2 separate regions of the Homo sapiens genome follow, and region 1 is linked to region 2. The links are chromatin contacts, found by Hi-C or POLR2A ChIA-PET in ENCODE. All regions are on one chromosome and are shown on one strand. The core of a region is the stretch at or near the end of the contact, and the rest is flanking DNA. Distances in the headings are between cores, read along the strand shown.

What was found. Hi-C counts contacts between places; a loop is a spot of excess contacts on that map. ChIA-PET counts read pairs that join two places held with the same protein, here RNA polymerase II (POLR2A). Pooled maps may share reads with other maps.
Region 1: a map with no recorded cell type shows a loop between it and region 2 (2.6-fold over the local background). The contact joins two enhancer-like sites. A Hi-C loop is called at or near these places in 2 of 37 single-sample maps with no recorded cell type and 2 of 50 pooled maps. POLR2A ChIA-PET finds 5 or more read pairs at or near these places in 1 of 52 experiments (GM12878).

The regions. Positions count from the first base shown.
Region 1 is chr7:69,904,791-69,907,875 of GRCh38, forward strand. All of the region lies in intron 2 of AUTS2 (activator of transcription and developmental regulator AUTS2), which reads left to right. Among named protein-coding and RNA genes, the nearest start is that of AUTS2, 310 kb to the left of the region's middle. Within about 2 kb of position 1,666, at least 2 of the 41 ENCODE cell types and tissues checked have a DNase peak (open chromatin) inside an H3K27ac peak, as active enhancers do.
Region 2 is chr7:69,197,643-69,200,758 of GRCh38, forward strand. No RefSeq gene overlaps it. Among named protein-coding and RNA genes, the nearest start is that of CT66, 400 kb to the right of the region's middle. Within about 2 kb of position 1,534, at least 3 of the 41 ENCODE cell types and tissues checked have a DNase peak (open chromatin) inside an H3K27ac peak, as active enhancers do.

The DNA.
Region 1 (3,085 bases), core at 416-2,915, 710 kb after region 2:
TACTTTTTCCCCTTGCCTAAAGTATAGAAATAAGAAAAACTGTAAGGAAAGATGGAGGGAATAAAAGATTGGCTTATGATCTCTCTTTGGAATATTGATTGACTTGAATAAGAGTGAGATGCTAGTTTTAACATCAGGTAATTGAAGAACCCCAATCTAGGCTTGTCTGTGTTCAGGAATTACTCACGTATTGTATTGGAAGTATTGGTTTGTAACTGGGATTGGTAAACCTGACACTAATATAATAATGAGTTATATGAAAGGTGTTTTGCTTTTGTTTTATCTTGAGCATTTGGAAACAGGTTTATTCGTGTTTTTCATTTTGTGTCTTTTGACTCTATACTTTGTTGCTGTGAGCCCTGAATGTTGGGAATAGTGAGCATAAACATCACTTAACTTCAGTGAGATACATCTTTGGAATGTTATGACCAGTAATAATTTTATCCTAAATGACATTTGTAATTTTAAATAAAAATTTAGTAAAAATTGACTATGAAAAGGACATAGCATATGTATTAGGATTCTCTGGAGAGCAAGTACCAGTAGAATATATATGTGGGTAGATAAGAGGGGATTCATTCGGGGAATTTGTTCACATGATTATGGGGGCTGAGAGGTCCCATAACAAGCCATCTGCAAGATGGAGACCCTGGGATTCACAGTATGGCTCAGACCAAGTCTGAAGGCCTGAGACTGGGGTAGTCCTCAAGTCCAAAGCCTAGAGAGCCTAGAGTTTAGATGATCAAGGGCAGGAAATTATATCCCAGCTCTAGGAGAGAGAGAGAGACCATTTCGCCTTTCCTCTGTTTTTGTTTTATCTGGACACCCGGCTGATTGCATGGTGCCTGCCCACATGGAGGGCAGATCCTTCCCTACTTAGTTCACTGAGACTCACATGCCAATCTCCTCTGGAAACACCCTCACAAACACACCCAAAGGTAATGCTGTACCAGTTCTCTAGGTATTCTTTAATCCAGTCAAGTTGATACCCTAAATTAACCAACACAGCACATTAACTACCACCTCATAAAATAAAACCTGCAGAGAGAAAATAAGCTGAATGGGAAAAGGAACTGCAATGAAAAGAATGGGCCATAATTCAGCTTGGGTGATCCTGATACCTACAGGAGTTGTTCCATAAAACAGTGACCTTTTATATTTCCCAAAGTAAGAAAATTTTATATGTGTATTTGTGCATGCAGAACTTTATTAAGGGCCATTTAAATCCCATATATTGATAGAGGAGTTAAGAAAGATAAAGTGACAGGAGTGATTCTCAACTCTGGCTCCCATAAATTTCTACAATGTCAGTGATTGAAGAATGAGGGAGCACATCTTTCCTTTAATAAGGCCTAGCCAGTACACTTTTGGTAGTTGATGAGGGTAGGACAGAACTCCCTTTCTTTATTTGAAACTGTGTATTTTTGTGCTGATTAAATTTTACATTTTTCCCTCTTGTGATGATATAAAGTTATCTGCATGTGGCCAGATCTCAGCTAAAGAACATGAAATAAGCCTCTGTACATTCTGCATTCTAATCTCTGTTCACAGCAATCTTGTATCCACACAAGTCTGTACATGACAGGTAATGAGTGGGAAGTGGGAGGAGATGGGTGTCTGTGTGGTTTGCACTGGTGGTGGTGGGGAACTGAGCAGATGGTTGTGATAGCCACATGCTGCGTGATTCCCGTGGGAGTTGATGGTGGTGACAGGCGACTCACAATGTGCTATTTACAGTTTGGGTTTGCAGTCTTTCGGTGACATCTGAATGCTCTTTAGCAACTGCTTTCATTACTGCCTTTCGAGGAGCTGTTAATTGAAAATGAAATTGTGGGTGGGCTTTAAGACAGGCAGACGCAGGCAATTCTGTGTGGTAAATGTTGCTTGAGAACTGTTGGATGTCTTCATGCCCAATTTGTAATTCATTTTCTAAGACTGTAAAAGCCAAAGGTGCATTTGGAGATTCAGTTATGTATATACATAGGCAGAGTTGAATGTCACACCTTGCCCAAAGGGTCAAACATACAGTTATTGGTATGGGTGCTGTGGTTCACGCCTGTAATCTCAGCACTTTGGGAGGCTAAGGTGGGAGGATTGCTTTGAGCACAGGAATTCAAGACCAGCCTGGGCAATATGATGAGACCTTGTCTCTAGAGAAATAAAAAAATTAGCTGGGCATGGTGACGCATGCCTGTTGTCCCAGTTTCTTGGGATGCTGAAGTGGGAGGATTGCAAGGGCCCAGGAAGTTAAGGCTGCAGTGAGCCATGTTCACGCAACTGCACCCCAGCCTGGGCAACAGAGCGAGGTCCTGTCTCCAAAAAAGAAAACCACACAAAACACCTATTTGTCTGGAAACCAACCTAGGGGAATGCTTGGCAATCCCAGCTGCCTGCTCATGTCTTACCTTTGTGTAGTTCTCTTTAAATGTATACAACTGTGTGAGGTTCTTATGTAAAATCTGCTGACATCTTGTAGTGTTCTCTGTGAGTTTATCGTAGGACTTCATCCTCCTTTCTTCCTTTAGCTCTTCATAAAGTTACTATGCAGGAGTAAATGGTTATTTGTTCTCTTGAACTTTGGGATACATTTTTCCTTCCGTATCCAAGGAGGATTCTTTCCAGGACTCCCCATGGATACTAAAAGCTGTGGATGTTCAAGTTCCTTAAATAAAATGTTATAGTATTTTTATGTAACCAACACACATCCTCTCACAAACTTTAAATCATCTCTAAATTATTTATAATACCTAGTACAGTGTAAAAGCTATGCAATTTGTTATTATATTGCATTGTTTAGGCAATAATTACAAGACAAAGAGCCTGTGCATGTTCAGTATATAAGCAACCATTGTAGGCCACATTTTTGGTCTGCCATTGGTTGGATCCATGGATACAGAGGGCCAACTGTATCATATTCAAGTTCTTACATATAACTTTGTTTCTTGTAAACATTTTCATATGATACAACTCTGTTAAAGGCAGTTGGAGCCCAGAGGCAAACAAGAGAAGAAGGAAGAGAGAGGGTGGATTTTATTGGACTTTGACAGTGGTTGATGATCTTGATTCTCTTATGGCTGCCCCCAGC
Region 2 (3,116 bases), core at 284-2,783:
AACAAGCCAACTTCTCTAAGCCTTAGTTTCCTCATCTGTAAAATAAGATCATTGTAAGAATTAAATTATGTATTCAATGCAAAAGCACTTAACATGATGTGGAGCATATAATAAAGGCTTAATAAATGTTGGCTATTTTTTGTTGTAGTTACTATTAATTCTTGGCCATAGGCTCCTCATGAATACTCCTTGTAAGGGTGTATCTTTCAAGGACAGGAAAATTCACTCACCTAGAAAGAAATGTTTAAAGCCTTTTGCCTGAGCCAGAAAAATCCAAAACATTTTCAAGACTGCCATGAAAACAAGGTAATTGGCAGTAGACTACCTGAAGATTTATTGAATCCACCAAGGCCACTGAAGAAAACTGAAATCTGAAAAAATTGGATCGAGATGCCAGCTGAGCACTTGCTTTGGTCACTCCTCATGCCCAGGAAAAAACAGAAAATCAATACTATTGCTAGAATATAAAAAAATGTACCATCAGCAGACCAGAAACTTTTAGGAATTCATAAAAAAGAGAGAGCAGATGTGCATAATCATACTTAGCTGATAATAATGTCAAATGGTAAAGCATTTTTGGGGGGCATTGGCTGCATGTATCAAAAATATTTAATACGCATGTTATTTATACTGTTTCCATAATAGAAATGTATCTTAAAGATGTATACTCAAACATGTACCCAAGAATTGTCTGTGTATATTTGTGTATAAGCATATTCACTAAAATATTTTTCTGTAATTGCAAAAAAAATAGAAACAATCAAAAGTTCTAGGAGTGGTCATCATTAAACAAATTATGAAATACTATGCAGCCATGAAAAATGATAAGGAAGCTTCATTTGTACTGACATGGAAAGTCATTTTTGAATATGTTCTCATTTTTTATTATTTCTTATTTCTTATTTATATTTAAAATTAGGTGATAAAAAGAAAGTTGCAGAAGATTGTGCAAACAATATGATGCCACTTCTGTAAAAATAAAGTCATATAGTCATAAGTAAACACAGATTATGTGTGTGTCCCTAAATGCATACAAAAAATCAGAATCTTACAAACCAACCTGTTAAAAGTGTTGTATCAGCCACATCCAGTAAGGAATTGGAAATCACAAAAGTTATTTGCATAGAAAGAATTTAATAAAAAGAAGTTATTAACTGGGTATAGAGTTGTTGACTAAGTAACTGGAAGTTACCATAGTGGTAGCAACTACACAAAGCAGTAAACACTCCCAGGACTCCCAAGGCTGGGGGAACAAAGAGAAGAGGCTGGAATCATTAAAACCTTGAAGCTTCGAAAAGGAGCTACTGTGGGGTTGGGACTCTAACCTCTAAGGAGAGGAGAATGATCAATGCTGGTGTCTCAGAGTGGGACATAATGAAGTTTGTCTGCAAACACCAGAGAAACTACAAACTGAATTCAGTCACTACTACCGAAAGGATTGGCCACCGCCGGAGTAAAACAGTGCTTCTTGGGTGGCACTTGGCAAGAACGGGAAGCAGAAGTCCAACAGAAGCAGACAGAAAGTTCACAAGAAGCACACAGGAAGTTCACAGAAAGCACACAGGAAATCCACAGCAAGATGACAGGAGGTCTACTAGAAGCAGACAGGACGTCCACAGGAAGCAGACAGGAAGTCCACCAGAAGCACACAGAAAGTCCACAGCAAAGAAACAGGAAATACATGAGAAGCACACAGAAAGTCCACAAGAGGAAGACAGGAAGTCCACAGCAAGCCAACAGGAGGTCCACAAGAAGCACACAGGAAGTCCACAAGAAGTACACAGGAAGTCCATAGGAACTCCACAGCAAGACAACAGGAGATCCACAAGACACACACTGGAAATCCACAGGAAGCAGACAGAAAGTCCACAAGAAGCACACAGGAACTCCACAGGAAGCAGAAAGGCAGTCCACAACAAGCCACAATGAGGTCCATCGGAAGTAGACACAAAAAATCCACAGGAAGAAGATAGGAAATCCACCATGGGCCAACAGGAGGTCCACAGGAGGCAGACAGGAAGTTCACAGGAAGCACACAGGAAATCCACAGCAAGTCAATAGGATAAGAAGCACACAGGAAGTCCACAGGAAGCACACAGGAAGTCCACAGGAAGCACACAGAAAAGAGTAATTACTTCCTCCTCTCCCCGTGCAGTCTCCCTCTAGCCCACCCTTGGCAGAGCCCTACAAAGCCAAATATGGTCTGCAGAGTCAGATCCCTACTCCAGGATTACAAAGAAGACTAAATACTAGAGTCAGTGACTCCATTCAGAGTCCCAGTGGTGAGGAGACTTCCTGAGGTCATGTTGACAAGACTTTGTTTGAGACTCCAGGCAGATGTATTTGCAAACTCTCAGAGAAGTGATGAGCAATTGCCTCAGATGCAATCCATGAAGCATTCTTCAGAAGCAAGCTAGGGCTGGAAGACAGTAACTCAATTACTAGAGGTGGCACTTCTCAAAACAGCATATATTTCCATTTTTGTGAAGCCGGAAGAGTCTTTTATGTTTAATTTTTATCAAGCTGTGAAATGAGGTTTTAGCTGTGGGTGTCTCATTGATGCCAGCCGTGCTCAGGAGGCTCTGTCTCTGGAGTGTCTTTAAAATCGTGCCCCTGCAGTGTCCCCCATAGGCAAGAGCACACAGCCCAGTTGAGATGGGAACTTTTTCCTTAAAAGTTTCCTCAGAAGGTTTTATCTTTCCTTACTATTTTTTTTTCTATTTCATTCATCCTATTATCTTAGGAAGCCCCATTCAGCAGCAGTGTCAGTGGCTCACCAAAAGCATGTCAAAATTAATAAAAGCTTCAGGGCAGCAAAATTGCCTTTTTGGCACTGAGGGCTGGTGGACACGTGTGTGTGTGTGTGTGCGCGCACATATGTGCATGTATGCATGTGAGTGTGTGCATGCGCGTGTGTCTGAAAGAGACAGAATATAAAAATAAGACTTACAGTTTTGCTTTTACAAGACACCTGAAAAATCCAACTAGGGTTTAAAAGAAAAAACAGCTCTTAAATTTACCTTAAAGAAATGCAGCTGATATACATCAAAATAATAATATTCTGTGAGTCTGCACCTTAAGCTTGAATCCAGTGTTGGGTTCATTTGCTTTTTTGG